Regions from separate parts of the Homo sapiens genome. Here region 1 is linked to region 2. A link is an interaction called in ENCODE POLR2A ChIA-PET data of the cell type or tissue named here. Cell type or tissue: A673. All regions are shown on one strand.

What was found. Peaks named below come from ENCODE experiments on the same cell type or tissue, not always from the same donor. Only the 100,000 strongest peaks of a DNase experiment are listed, where the experiment ranks them.
Region 1: POLR2A ChIA-PET joins it to region 2 with 10 read pairs; 2 of 35 experiments call an interaction of 5 or more read pairs at or near these places.

Annotation. Positions count from the first base shown.
Region 1 is chr2:5,926,647-5,934,646 of GRCh38, forward strand. It overlaps SILC1 (sciatic injury induced lincRNA upregulator of SOX11), which reads left to right and starts at 6,041. Exons shown (of 2, transcript NR_026832.1): 1 at 6,041-6,275. In A673, no CTCF peak of the experiment used is centred here; no DNase peak of the experiment used is centred here.
Region 2 is chr2:6,183,953-6,191,952 of GRCh38, forward strand. No RefSeq gene overlaps it. Among named protein-coding and RNA genes, the nearest start is that of LINC01247, 190 kb to the right of the region's middle. In A673, no CTCF peak of the experiment used is centred here; no DNase peak of the experiment used is centred here.

The DNA.
Region 1 (8,000 bases), 260 kb before region 2:
ATTGAGCAATTTACTTAAACTCCTTGACTCTTGGTTTGCTCATCTATGGCATATATATAGTAATAAATACCTTACAGGTTCTTGTTAAAACGTTACTGCGTAGCTTTTCAGAATGTCTTGTGCAGTGCTGATCAGATGGTCTGTGTTTAGTATTTTTTATCTGTATCTGACTTCAGATTAGAGATGCCAGAAAGAAAAACATCTCACCCGACAAAGAAAATTAAAATCAGCTGGTTGGGACCTCACCCTCACATGCTAGGAATTCCTTGCTTTGCCACATTAATGTCTTCATTAAATATTCATGGGCATTGTTCATCTTTTCTGAATCTGCCTTGGAACCCTTGAGGAAAAGCATGTCCTGTGTCCCTCGGAAGGCTGCCCTGAGCCTGGATGCCAGTGGTGGCAATGGACACGCAGGCAATTACTGGATGAAAGATGAGGGTGGCTGGGTGTGAGCAGGTCACTTCCAGGGCAGCACTCAGCTTTCTGAGCCAAGATACCAATGCCGAGAGGGCTGTTGTTCTCTACCCAGCACCCAAATCTGCATTTTCCCTCCCCCTGTCTCCCAAAGGGAACACTGTGGCTTGCTTCTATTTTAGTAAAGGGTACATTTTGCCCCAGGGAGCCCCCATTTCTGAAAGCACGGGAAGTGGGATACTGGGGACTTTCCCTGCAGTCCACTCGGATGGGTCATTAGGAAGGATGAGAGTCCCATCTAGCACTGGGAATAGCAGCCACTCACAAAAACACCACACGGGCTTGCCCTGTCTTCACAAGCACAACCTCATCTATGAATAAACCATTTATGTCTGCAAAAGGGAAAGTCAGCAGACTGAAATGAAGGCCTTCATGATGATCCAGTTTTATTTAACGACGAGTAAATATATTGTTCTCTTTTTTTGTGATTTTCTGAATAAGAATTTTTCTTTTCTCTAGTTTATTTTATTATAAGAATACCATATGTAATACATATAATATGCAGCATATGTGCTAATTGACTTTGTTATCAGTAAGGCTTCTGGTCAAAATAGGCTACTAGGAATTAAGTTTTTTGGGGAGTCAAAAGTTATATGCAGATTTCTGGCTGTAAAAAGTTTCAGGGAGTTGGCACCCCTGACCCCTACATTGTTAGAGGGTCAATTATAAATGAAATATCCAGGCAAATTCATAGAGAAAGAAAAGAGATTATTCGTTAGCAGGGACTATTGGGGAGGGTGACTGCTTTATGGGTACAGGGATTTTTTTGAAGGTGATGGAAATGTTTTGGAACTCAATACTGCTGATGGTTGCCTGCACATCGTTCTGAGTGGATTGAATGCCACTGAATTGTACCCTGTTGAAATGATACATTTTATATTTTGTGTATTTTGTCATAATAGTAAAACTAGTTGTAAGGGCTTTCCATATTTGAATCTAGCTTTATTTTGTTAGTCAACAAACTAACCGTATTGATGTTAAATTAAGCTAACAAATTAACTTTCTTTATTTTGATTCTTCCATTCCAGTGCTGTCCTCCACGGTCTTAACAAACTGAAATGCTCACACTTCAAAGAATAGACATGTGACTTCTTATCTTCATTTCTGCCCTCCTCTGCCTGGCTAATACTCACTGGTGCACACATTCATATTCCAAGACTGGACTCATATCACCAACTCATGAAATCTTTTTTGAACTACTCAATATAGACTCTGTGCACCCACCACAGTTGGGCAACTTTTAATCCAATCCATTATATTGTTTAGGTACTAAACATGGGCTGCATAACAAACCATCCCATAACTCAGTGGCTTAAACCAATAATATTTCTTTTATTCACAAATCTGCAGTTGGGGCAGGGCTTGGTGAGGATAGCTCCTTTCTGCTCCAGTTAGCCCCAGACAGAGCAACTTGAAGGCTGGACTTGCGTAAAAGCTCATCCACTCACATGTCTGGTGGTTCATGGGGCCATTGGCTGTGGCCTCAGCTAGCACTGCCAGCTGGGATGCCTACACACAGCCTAGCCATGTGGCCTGAACTTTCTTACAGTATCCTGGCTGAGTTCCATGGTGAGCCCCAAAATAGAGAAAACCAAGCAGAGCCATATTAACTTTTATCTCTAACCTCAGGAGTCACATGGCTCCATTGCTGCCACATCCTATTAGAAGTGGGTCACTCAAGTCAACTTAAGAGATGAGGTGATACAGACCCTACTTTTTGTGGAAGGAGTGTCAGAGAACTGATGAGCATGTGTTAAAATCACCACAAATACTCCCTGATCTCAGACAGGTGGACCCACCCTGGACTTCCATGGTCCTTCTCGCTTCTACTAGAATGTTCTTCCTGTCTGTCTTCATTCCTAGACTGTTAGCTGCATGAGACTGTATCAACTTTGCTCAATATCATATCAGTAGGTAGCACTGTACCTAAATGTTTATTGCATAAATAAATATTTTCTTGCACCCAATTGTTTACTAGATTTTCTTTGCCTATGGTTGCCTGAAGACAGGAATTGTGTCTTATCAAGCTCCATATCCCCAGCACAGCCATGGTGGTGTCCAGCACAAAGCAGGAGCAGCAGTTATTTGTGAAATAAATTAATACATGCATAGATGGATGGCTGGATTTGTTAGCTAAGAATATATGTATATTTGTGTGTGTAGGTGGAAGACTTTTTATCAGATAACCCCAGCAAGGACAGAAATTTAATTTTCTTACTTCTCTACATTCAGGGCTAGGAAAGCACTTACAATGGAATAAGTAGTCAGTATGTTCATTCAATTTACTAATTAAATGAATAAATAAATGAATTTGTAGTTTGCTCTTTCCTACAGAACTAAATTGAGACATATTAGTTGTCAAATGACTGCAGCTTATATTATATTTAACGGATTCTATTGTAATTTGATATTTTTTTCAATGACCAAGTTGTTTAGTATTAATTCTGACCTAGTAATCATACTAATGTAGTGATTCTCAAGTGGCATTGATTTTGCCACCCGAGAGATGTTGAGCAACGGCTGGGGAGATTTCCGGTTGGCTCAACTAAGAGGATGTTACTGGCATCTAGTGGGTAGAAGCCAGGGATGCTGCTGAAATCGTACAATGCCCAGGTCAGTCCCCCTACAAAGAAGAATGACCCACTCACATATTTCAATATGTGCAAAGGTTAAGAAACACTGGATGAAAATTCAGGGAAACAAAGACGACTAAGACATTGCTTTTGTCACTAAGAGACTCACAAGAGAAATAGATAGGTAAATAAATATAACAGGGTGACTTAAATGTAATAATCTAAATGTGTAGAACAAATAGAGATGGAATAGGGTGGGAGTCATGAACTCACCTGGACTTCACATAAAAATTCTATAGAAAGGGGAACAGCTTGTGCAAAATCATATAAAAAAACGTAGACTGAAAAATATACATTTAATAATGCCGAGAACTAGTAGGAACTGATTAGAAGGAAATGGAGATCCCCTTTACCAGGGAATGAACACCTAAGATGGACATTAAGGCATCTTTTGATATCTGTAAAGGATGTTCAGCACCGCAGCCATCTTATTAAACATTTCAATGTAAATTTTTGATTAAATGAATGACAGATAGATTCATAGGGAAAAGGAGGCTTTACTTTATTTTAATATTAAAATAGAAAACCTCTAAGGCTGGCTGTGGATCCTGACTTTTCTTGGGAGGTGAGGACCCTTCTGTCATCTACATGTTCTCTTCCCCTCATCAATTTATTGCCTCTCAGCTTTAAATCCACCCTTCTCGCCCTGCTGTGAAATCTTGCAGCTGGGCCCTGTAAACATTTCCTCTCTGTCAGCTGGTAGAATGTTAGGCTTTCTCAGTAGAGATCAGTGGTATCATCCTGAAAGGGGCTGATGGAAGAGAGACATTTTCCTTCTAGGTTTCCGTCCTCAGTTGTTGTTGTTGCTACTATTATTACTATTCAGTGTGGGGTATATGTGATGTACATATCAATACGTATTTTGAAGACTCATACTTTAAAACTTTTTGTAATGTCCATGCACCAATAAAAAGTTGGGGCCAGGCACTATGGCTCACAGTTGTAATCCTAACACTTTGGGAGGTCAAAGTGGGAGAATCTCTTGAGCCCTGGAGTTTGAGACCAGCCTGGGTAATATAAGATCTTTTCTCTACAAAAGAAAAATTTAAAAGTTAGCCAGCTATGATGGTGTCTGTAATCCCAGCTACTTGGGAGGTTGAGGTGGGAAGATTGAGCTGGGAAGTTGAGGCTGCAGTGGGACATGGTTGCACCACACACTCCAGCTCAGCTAACAGAGTGAGACCCTGTCTCCAAAAAAAAAAAAAAAAAAAAAAGTTGTAGGTGAGAGATTGAAGACAAAAAGACCAATCTCTATTGCCCTCCTATAAAGTCTCTTTTCAGTTTCTACTTTCTGTTTGCATTCGCCTTTATTTTATTTAATTTTATTTTTAGTTCCACAGGTTTTTGGGAAACAGGTGGTGTTTGGTTACATGAGTAAGTTCTTCAGTGGTGATTTGTGAGATTTTGGTGCACCCACCACCTGAGCAGTATACATTTGAATCCCCCTTTAGCTTGGGCAATTGACATGATGAATTACTTTGAGTTAGACTTCCTGGTTCCTGGATTTAACACTAACCACATCTATAGCTTTGGGCAAAGTATGTACATTTTATGCATTGGAATCACCTTGTTTTATAATTGAGAGTATTTTAAATTGTTATTAAAAGGGAATACACTTTACATAGTGCCCTGAAACATGTAGATGATATAGAAAAAAATGTTTTAGAGAGTACTCTGGCATACAGTAAGTGTTCAATAAATTTTTTTTTCCCTAAGCCAAAAATCTGTCTTCTAACACAGAGATGTGGCCTTATCTTTGAAAGCATTAGCAGGACCCTGTTACATGAAGACTATGACTCCTACACAAATATAGTAAGTACTGCATATCCAGTACTGGCCAACTAGTAAGTTAGTAAGATAGTTGTGGTAGAATTAGGACCATTGAATAGAGTAATAATAACAGTTAACATTTATTGTGCAAAACCATAGATGAAGCAATGTTCCAGCTGGTTTTGCATAAATTAGCTCATTTAATTCTTAACAGCGACGCATCAGCTCATGTAACAGCAAATGTTCTCCCATCTTGTAATCGGGGATACTGAGGTGTCTACTCTGTAGAAAATTTGTCCGGGTCACAGAGCTAAGAAGGGGCAGTGAGGATTAGAAGCCTGTGAGTCTTCAGTGGTTCTAATGGCTGTATTATACTTCCTCTAAAAACCACAGGTATATGTGTTTTGGCTTAAAAATATATATTAGAATGGTGATGCTGGGAAGGACTTTGGCAATCAACCAACCTAACTGCTTGAAAGCCGGGGAGCTACTCACGTCCAGGCACCAAGTAACTTGCACAAATCTTTAAAGTTAATTTCGTGTTATTTCTGGAACTGGAACCCAGGTCTCCAGGTCTCCTTAGTCTCAGTTCTATGCTCTTATGTGTCTCTTGCATTCTTCCAACGACATGATTAATATTCCAATGTGCATTATTAATTTCCTACATGGTTACTTTTTTTTGTATCCATGTCTCCCCAGTCAACTATATCCTTTCCATATGAAGTCTTAAAGTCATATAAATTAAATGAGAACAATGTGTTATACAGGAATAAGGGAATAGTTGCTAGATTTTTTTTTTTTAAAATGATTTCAATCGATAGGTATTTACGGAAAAACACTAGACTCTTTATAAATATCTTTATGCTTAAATATATTTTAATTGGCAGCACTAATAAAAGAGAAGGACTTCAACAGAAGCCTTGGGATTAATAATTACTTTGCTAAAAATGATGAATTCTTGGCTGGCATGTTTACAGGGGTTGGGCTGTGAGTCCCTGAACGGCTGGAACCCTGGCAGAGAGGAGCCCGGAGTGTGGGAAGAGGGGCATCACAGAGAGATGCATCCTACAGAGACTGGAGGACTCCGAGCTTGGGGAAGAGACAGTTAAACCTTCCCCGTGAGAGCGAGTTATATCACGCAGCGCCAGTGCCAGGTCAGCAGTCTGGCTGGAGCTGGACCGGCTGGTGGCGCCAGGCAGTGCCAAGCACCCCTGGCAGCCCTGCAGAGGGTTCTCAAATCCAGATTTCATTCTGCAGTCCCGGCAGTGTTTTGACGACTGCCTCACTAAAGGAAGCTAAAAGCTGTGCTGATGCCTCCCAGACGAGCCTCGTTGGAAGCACAGAACCTTCACGGCTCGGAGCCGCTGACACCGTGACAAAGGGAGCCCTGCTCAGGTGAGACAAGGCTCGGGGGTTCAGATGCTGGTCGTCTGGTACAGGTCTCTGCCGTGTGCATGAGAACAAGTCCGTCTGCCAGGCTGGACGCTGCTATCAGACAGATTGATTTGCCGAGTGTCTTTCAGCATTTCCCTAATTCCTTTTTGAAAAGCAAGAGCTAGGCTGATCATGCACCTGGGTCATAAAGCCCACTCTAAAATCAGGGAGATGGCTTTAGAGAGGATCCAGCCAAGGAGAAAACTAGGTCTGACTCTCGGATGTGTCAGCAACTGCCCCGAGTCTGCTCAGTAGGTCCCCAGAGGTGATTCCTCTCCATAGTCTGTGAACTCATCATGGAATGCTGGCAATGGACTATTCCACGGGGTCTGGAGTGCTGAGTTCTAGTTCAGAACCTGTCCTAGCGGCACCAGGAAGCCCTGTGGTGTTGGGCAAATCACATAACCTCTTGGTGTTTCTGTTCTTTATTGAAAAAGATGGTTATGTATTTGCCATGACAGGTTCAAACTCCTTAGGGGTAAAATTGTGCCCTATTTACCTTTGTTTGCTGAGTCCTTGGCACAAGGCCTGGTGTTTGACACACCTAAAAATTACCCATGGACTCTGTGCTTTGGGACAGAAAAGGTGATGACAAGATGCAGGTGTAAACTTGGAAAGGCCATGAGATCTAGGTTATAGTCTCAGTGAAGTCAGCTACCCATTCAGAGCCCTGTAAAATGAATACAGCCATGTTTTGTGTTGTGTGATGACATCAGTGCAGATGTGAGCCAGACTTAGGCTCATGGTGGGCACTTCAGCAGGTGCTAGCCCTGGTGGGCTTAGCTTTGTGTATGTCAGACCCCAGTGACAGGTCTAAGGGTTGGAGAGGAGACCGGGAGTGATGTCAGGCTCTGGGATGAGGGCGTATTTGGAACAGTATGGCTGAAGCCCTGTCATGATGACCAAATTGTTCTGATGACTCTGAGCCATTCCCCAGTTGGAGTCAATCTCCAGGATGACTGATCCACTGGGCAGAGTCTGGTGTTAAGAGACAACACGGTGCTCGCAGTCAGGCAGATGTTCTTGTTTCAATACCAAACAGATACATCCAGAAGGCAAATAGAATGGTCTTAGCTTCCTGATTAAATCTCACTTGCCTCCCCCACTGCCTTGGGGGCCCTGTTCGAGCTTCCTCCTTTGCCTGACCGTGTTAATATTGGAGGACGTGATCTCCATTCTCTTGCTGCTATATTCCCTTCTGGCCTTATTGTGGGAGATGCCCTGCTTCATTGCTTCCGTGACAACTATTGCTTGTATTTTTCTGCTTGCTTCCCGATATTTCTCATCTTCATGCCTCTGCTTAAGCTGGGCACCCTCTCCAGTGACCTGAATGACTTGTATTCATTGTTTAAGGCTACGCTGCGCTCCCACTTCCTCCAAAACGCCTCCCCCTGATCTTTTAGGTGTTTCTCTCCTTGTCCTGAAAAACACCCAGCATTGTATCTATTACATAAGATTGTACTGCTATTATCTACACCCTGCCCCATTCATCTGTGCTCCTTGAAGGAAGGGACTGTGGTTTCACATCCTGATATATCCAGAGTCTAGTGCAATGCCTGGCTCACAGGATGGAGAACCTTGTCCAACTGTGGGGAGGAAGAAAGAATATCCAATTTCTGGGAAGATGACAATTTCTGGGGGCTTCCAAGAGTTTCATGGTCCTCAAGAAGACTGTGGCTCTGGTTG
Region 2 (8,000 bases):
GAGGAAAAGACGCAGTAAGGAAAAAAGAAAGGAAGAAATGAAGAGAGGGAGGAAGGTAGAAAGGATAGATGAAAGAAAGAAGAAAGGTACACGTGAAAGAAAGAAGAAGAAAGAAAGGAAGAGAAGGAGGGAGGAGGATGGAAGGGGGGAGAGAGATGAAGAGAGAGGGGGAGAAAGAAAAGGAAAGAAAGGAGAAGAGAAGGGTGGGAGGGAGAGGAATGCAAGAAAAAAGGAAAGTAGGAGAGAAGAAAGAAAAGATACAGGAAAGAAGGGGAGTGAGGAGAGTGATGAAAGATGAAAGGAAGCATAGATAAAGGGGAGGACAGATGGACAGGAAGGAGGGAAGAAGGGAGGGGAGAGAAAGAAGAATGGAGGGAAGGAAAGAAAGAGGAAGGCAGGAAGGAAGGAAGGAAGGAAAGAGGGAGGGAGAGAGGAAGGAAGGGGAAGAAAAGGAAGGAAGAGAAAGAAAGAAAAGGAGAGAAGAAGGAAGGAAGGAAGGAAAGAGGGAGGGAGAGAGGAAGGAAGGGGAAGAAAAGGAGGAAGGAAGAGAAAGAAAAGGAGAGAGGAAGGAAGGAAGGAAAGAAGGAGTGATGGAGGGCAGGAGGGAGGGAGGAAGGAAGAAAGAAAAAGGCTCAATTATTTTTGTGTTTTGCTGTGAACCCTTTAGCAACAACAAATGCAGACAACAGTAGAGGAGTCAGGAAGTCCATGTCAGATGAAGAGGCAGCGACAGGGCACTACGGGAGAGGCTGTGAGCCGTCCCTGGCCTGGTGAGCACCTGCAGCTGTGAATGCTAAGGACAGAACGGCAGTCCTCGACCTGTTTTTACAAAGAGCAGTCCTTTTGATTAAATCATCAGGAACATGATTATTTGGCACTTCCGGTTTTTACCTGGTTTCTGTACACTCATCTTCTTTTGTTAGAGGACTCTTTTTTAAAATGTGTGTTATTAAAATAAAGGGGACAAAGTTAAGTTTAAGACATTTTCCAAGGGTAAATATTACATGAGGACAAATGAGATCCCCTCATGAAGCAAGTAACCAGATCTGGAGGTGTGTGTTATCTCCATGGAGAAAATGTGAGTTTAAGTGAAACCAGAGGAGTGGGTCATTCTGCGCCTGACCCCGGATGCCTCTGCACAAGCCTGACTCTCATTCCAAACCCGTCAGCAGCGCACAGAGTTCTGTACAGAAGGGCTTTGTGGCCGCGTGTGGTATTTATTTCAAGCTAGTCTTTCATCTGGAGTCAGAGGAAACATTTAAAACCCAACGAGGTGAACTGCAGAAAGAAAGCAAACTCCAGGAGGAAGGTATAGCTGGAGATTGCTCATTTGTAAACACCTGACTATTCAAAGAAAGGAGAGATCTCATTATTCTTCACCTTTACCAGAAAAGCGAGGTCTAAGAGAAGCCCCTCTCCGGGTGGAGATAGCACAAATTTACCTTAAAGAGCCCAACACCACAGAAATCTAGTGTTAATTCTGAGCACTCAGCACTTAAGAGAAAATGTATCTTTCTGTGATTAAGTGAATAGTTTTGTAAGTCCGTTTTAGTTATCTGTTTTTAAGAGAGTGAGCATGTTTATTTTTAAAAACTATAAAGTTTCTATATTTGTATATAGACTTCTTGTTTTAATAATTTAGATTATTTTAAAAATGTCTTCTGGGGAGCATTAGTTTCTAAGGTGCCAGTAGTTGTTGCTTTAAAAAAAATTATTCTTGGCCAGGCTCTGTGGCTCACGCCTGTAATCCCAGCACTTTGGGAGGCCGAGGAAGCAGATCACCTGAGGTCAGGAGTTCAAGACCAGCCTGGTCAACATGATGAAACCCCATCTCTACTAAAAATACAAAAAGTAGCTAGGCGTGGTGGCACACACCTGTAGTCCCAGCTACTGGGGAGGCTGAGGCAGGAGAATCGCTTGAACCTGGGCGACAGATGTTGCAGTGAGCTGAGATCACACCAATGCACTACAGCCTGGGCAACAGAGTGAGACTCTGTCTCAAAAAAAAAAAAAAAATTGTTCTTTATCTCAATACATTGAGAAAATATTGACAAAAAATTTCAATTAAAGACTTCTTGAAAGGTTCTCAATCTTTCATTTTCATTTTGCTCCTCAATCTTGACAATAAAATGATTCCCAGTAGGAGCAAATTTTGGAAAATACTGATTAACATCACAGAATATTAAAATTGAATAAGGAATCTACAGTAATCTAATAAAATTGTTTTCTAACCTGGGTATTCATTAGAATTGTGAAGGATCCTAAAAGAGAAATTTATGTTCTTCACTCTGCGGTTGCTGTTTAGTTCTCAGATGGGACACAGAAATCTGAAGTTTTCAAACAGTCTCTGGCAATTCAGAAAGATGTGGCATTGTTTGGGAACCACCACTGAAGCTACTACCTTGTATTTTACAAACACTGAAAATAAATTCTAACTATAATGCTAAATCATGGGCCTCCAGTATCTAACATACTGCAATTCTATTCCAGAATTCCTTACAAAAGTGTTTCCCTGCCCCCATTTTCTGGTGACTCATGTCACAACCAAGTCTGAGTGTGGTCTGATGGATGAGGCAGTGTGTAGAAGTCTAGGAGACCTAGGAGACACACAGACAACATGCCTGTTTTGAAAGTCTACACACTGGGTTCTGGCCTCGGCTCTGTCATTAATTAGTAATTTGATTTAGGAAACTTTCTTACTCTTCCCAGGCCTTCCTCTTGTTCCAGATGAGAAGTTTGAACAAAATGTTTTCTTAGGTCAGTAGCACCTGAGAACGATTCTGCTCTGATTAGACACAAAAATGCGACAGGACATTATTGTGTCGTTTTACAAACGTCAGTTCAAATACATATGAATTGCTGAGAAATCCTGCCCAAGCTACATGTTTGAGAGCAAAGTGGACTGGATGCGTAATTCCTGGAGCTAAAAAGGGAAAAGTCCTTCAGACGTCTGCCTACAGCCTGTGCTTGACCCAGGAGACAGAGTGACTCATGCATGCCATTTGCTGCAATTCCCTGACCTGTGCAAGCACAAGGGATCAGAAGTCAGACTCATAACAGGAAATGCTGCTAAAATTATAGCTCCCTCCCTGAACCTGGCCTTCCTGCTATCTGTTCTTTTTGATGGGACATAATTGAGCCAGCTCTGGTTACAGAGACAGAGGCTTGGGAAAGTCAATGGTCAGAATGAAGGTGACCCTGCAGAAGAATCCATCAAAGAATAGGGTTTCTTTGTGCATGCATGCTTTGCGTGGTGGGGGCTGGGTTCAGTTCCCAGGTTTGTGACTGAATATCATTTTCGGCTTCAATGCCTAGTGCTGACATGAGTTTCTCCGGATGGCTTTTCTATAAAAAGGTGAGTGCCTTATCATTCATCTTGTCCTTCTCATTGAACTTTTTAAACTTTCTCTTCAAAAAAATTCTGAACCCCAGACGGGCCCTTTTGGGTCTTGGGCAACCTCTGGTTGCAGAGCAGGGCCACGAGCATGCAGTGGGAGGGGATCCAGCAGCCAGGCTGCTCCCCACACTGCAGGGCTTCTGTGAACTGCAAAGGCCTTGAAAATGACTTCGTGCCTGATTTTTATTTTCAATGGATTTCTAGAAAGCCAAGTTTAAATAAAGTTTTAAAAATAAATGAATATCTAATTCATTACAGAAGCACTCTATCTGAAAATTTCCTATTATATATTTAATATATGTAAAAATATATTTTTATATAAAAGTTTATATACATACATTTATTTTTTTTTTATTTTTATTTTGTTCGAGACAGAGTCTTGTTCTGTCGCCCAGGCTGGAGTGCAGTGGCACAATCTCAGCTCACTGCAGCCTCTGCCTCCCAGGTTCAAGCAATTCTCCTGCCTCAGCCTCCCAAGTAGCTGGGATTACAGGCATTGGGCCACCACGCCTGGCTAATTTTAGTATTTTTAGTAGAGACGGGGTTTCGTCATGTTGGCCAGGCTGGTCTCGAACTCCTGACCTCCTGATCGACCTGTCTTGGCCTCCCACAGTGCTGGGATTACAGGCATGAGCCATGGCACCTGACCATAAATTTATGTACCTGTAATATATATGATAAATGTGTTTATTTTAATCAAAATGATTAATTAGAGGAGGACACAGTAGTAAAACTGTTTCATAGATTGAGAAATCCCCCAGTAGCCTGGCTTGTTGGCAGTCTCCTTCTAGAGCTGTAGATGAAAGCTGCATGCCAGGGACACCAGAGCATGTGGGGAACCCGCACATTCAGCTTGCTTCCTTGTCTGTGCCCAGGACACGTGCCTCCTACTCCATCCCTTTGGGCAGTTAGATGTCACTCCTCCTTCAAGTCCTAGCTGAACCTTGTCCCTGCTCTTCTAAGGCAGAGTTAAGTCCATTTTTCCCAGAGCAGCTTCACCATTGTTTTTTCAGAACTCTTCTCCAGATTAGACTCTTTGAAGGAAAGGACCATGAATTTTCATCTGGGCTTCCAGCTCCAAGTACAGGCCTGGGCCCCTAACTTATTCAATAAATACTTATAGACAAAAATTGATTTGATATGCCAAGCCATGTTCTCATTTGCTTATTCAGTAAATATTTGTTGAATGTCATTCCCGTGCCTGGAACTATCCTAGGGCTCAAAGGCTGAAGATGAAAATGCACCTGCTTTCACGGAGTTTGTGTTCCAGTCAAAGGAAAAATGGCAATATGTACCTATATGAATAAAGAAATAATTTATTATCACACTGAATGCTATAGAGAAAATATAATACATAATAGGTTTGAAAGTAAATTGATAGGTAGATGGTGGCTAATGTCAAGGTTGACCTCTTTGAGAAGGTAATGATTGAAATGAAATCTACAAAAACAAGGAAGACTTAGTCCTGTGGGAATTTAGGAAAAGTGTATTCTGAATGTAGTTTATCCAAAGTGAAACCAACAAACAAAAAACAGAGGTGGGAGGAAGACTATATTTTTGAAACTGAAATGAAGAAGTCCAATATAGCTAAACTATGGCAAATAAGAGTGAGAGATGTTGGCAGTGGCAAATTCATGAAAGGTTAGAAAGTTGTGAGGAAGATATAATTATAATCCTAAACCACTGGAAGGCTTACAGCAGGAGAACGTTGTGACATTTTTGACTTTTAAATGACTGCTGTCATTTAAAACTATAGAGCGTGGGTCCAAGAGTCATCTGATAGAGTGTGGGTCCAAGAGTCATCTGATAAACAAAAACATGGAACTAATGACCCCGGAGCAGATATCTGAGGGCAGGGCCAATAGAAGTGGTCAAAGCTGGACCTATAAATTCGGGAGACCTCAGAATATGCATTGTGCACAGGATGATGGGGAATAGATGAGATTACCTAAGGAACAAAGGGAGATAAATACAGGACACTTACATATGTGGAGTTCTGGTAGACATGAGGAATTAGCGAAGGAGGCCGAGAAGAACAGGACCAAAGCAGGAAGGTTTTGTGACACCCAGAGACTGCAGTGTCTGAGAGAGAGTCACTGGCTAATGCTGCTAATGCTACTGAATAGTTGGGTAAGATAAGGAACAGATAATTAACTAGTAAATTTGAGAATATGAAAGTCATTGGTAAGCGATAAAAAAATCATTATATTGGTGGCAACAAAGATAGAAATGAAGTAGGTTAAGAAAAATATACAATGTAAAAAAATGGAAATAGCAGGGATCATGTTGTAAAAAGGAGAAAGGAAATGGAGGCACTGTTTGAGAGAGATGTGGGGTCCAATGAGGTTTGATGTTTTGTAAGGATAATATTAACACATGTATAAGGCCAGGAAAGCTAGTGGACAAAGTCTAACAAAGAGTGAGACACTGAGATGAAGCGGAGGTGAAAGATATTGCTAGAAGAAATTCCTGAGTACCTGTGAGAGGATGAGATACATCACACAAGGAAAAACAGGCTTTAGGTAAAGCCAGAATATTTCTGTCTTTGAATAGAAACTCATAGTAAGTGCGCATATATCTCAAGACATTAGTTCATCCTTTTTCAGCTATGAGGTGAGGTCATTAGCCGAGAGTTGAGGCCAGGAGAGTGCCAGAAGTTGAAAGAGAGAGATGACATGAAATAGCCTACTCTGAGAATGGGATATTGGGTTCATCTAAGTGTCTGTCAATGCTTTTGGACATACACTGGAAGAGATATTTAGACATCTCAGCTGTATAAGTGTATCCAGCAACATGTAGTTACAAAGAAGCTGCGTGGGGTTGGCTGAGAGTTGGCAGGCTAAGCATTTTCTCATTGAGAAGGAGAGTGGAGAGAGGGACACAGGGGCGAGGGTGTTTTATGAGAGTCATAGATAACATAACGGTGGGGTCTAAATCAGAGCGTGTGAGAACAGGAGCAAGGAGAATTGAGAGCATAAAAATAAAAGGTTGAAGCCAGGCATGCTAGTGGCCCAGTAGTCCAGCTACTCCAGAGGCGAGAGGATCACTCAAGTCCAGGTGTTTGAGGTCAGCCGGAACAACATAGTAAGGCCCTGTCTTAAAAAAAAAAAAAAAAAAAAAAAAAAGATAAAGAAAGAAATGAAAATGGACAGCCATCATCTTGGAAATCTTTTGACAAAGTTCAGGCATACCCATGACAGTGGGTGGCTGAGTTGGGTGTGGAAGAAAGATCACAGAGGAGGAGGTTGTGAAAGAGTGAGAATCAAATAGATAATTTATTTCATACTCAAGTCACCTGGAAAGATGCTTGTAGACATGGTGGAGAGGGAAGCAGAAGCCCTGGACAGGGGATGACCAGGAATGCGGGGGAGTTTGGTAGATGAGAGCAACAAGAAGGGGTGAAGATTAATGACTTGTGTCAAAAAAGACTTCTTTTTAACAACAGGAAAACAGAGACATTTTTTATAATTTTTTATATTATAGCATAAGGTTTTCTAGTGCAGGATCCGACAGCCTTTGCTTGTCTGTAAAGAGAGCATTGTCCCTCCCCAGCTCCTCTTGTGTCTTAAAGAGTGGTTGATAGGCCGGGGGCAGTGGCTCACACCTGTAATCACAGCACTTTGGGAGTCCGAGGCGGGCGGATCACAACGTCAGGAGATCAAGACCATCTTGGCTAGCATGGTGAAACCCCGTCTCTACTAAAAATACAAAAAATTAGCCAGGTGTGGTGGCGGGCGCCTGTAGTCCCAGCCACTCGGGAGGCTGAGGCAGGAGAATGGTGTGAACCTGGGAGGCGGAGCTTGCAGTGAGCCAAGATCGTGCCACTGCACTCCAGCCTGGGCGACAGAGCGAGACTCTGTCTCAAAAAAAAAAAAAAAAAGAGAGAGAGAGGTTGATAAAGGCTGCCTGGTCTCTCGGTCTCTCTGAGGGCTGAGCCCTTCTCCAAGTGGGCCAAAGTGAGAAGGCCACCTCCAATAGCCAGAGCCTCTGAAACCTCCTGGCACTATACTCTTTTAAGAGCATGGAATGTCAGATGCAGCCATAGATGTATTACTTCAACCACTATTAGGTACTATGTCTACAACATTGTGGGGAAAAAAAAAGACCTAAGTCCACCTTACATTCTAGAAGAATTCATACAGGCTGGATAAATGCCATCACTGATCAGTACTACAGGAGCATAAAAAGGAGAGTCACTAACTGTACTTGGGAATCTTGGCCAGAACTAGATGTCTTTTATGCTTAGCTTAAGGGAGACATACACATTTTCTAGGTGGAAAAGAGAAGGAAGGAAGTTCCAGGCAGAGAGACTAACATAAATGAATGGGCAAGTGATCTGAGCAAGCCTGTTGTGATGTGGGAATGGCAGACAGTCGGTGTGACTGAAGCCCAGCGTGCCTGTGAGTGGGGCATGGGAAGGGTTAGGATGGAGACAGAGAAGTTTCATGACATAGCAGTGACAGGCTGAACTATGGCTCTGGGAAAAATGTGTGTCCAATCAAATTGTGTTTAGTTGCATTATTCAGTCCCATAGAACTCTGCTGTTGTGCAGAAGAAGTGGCGATCAACTAAAACTGAAGAAGCAACCTTACAACTAGTCCCA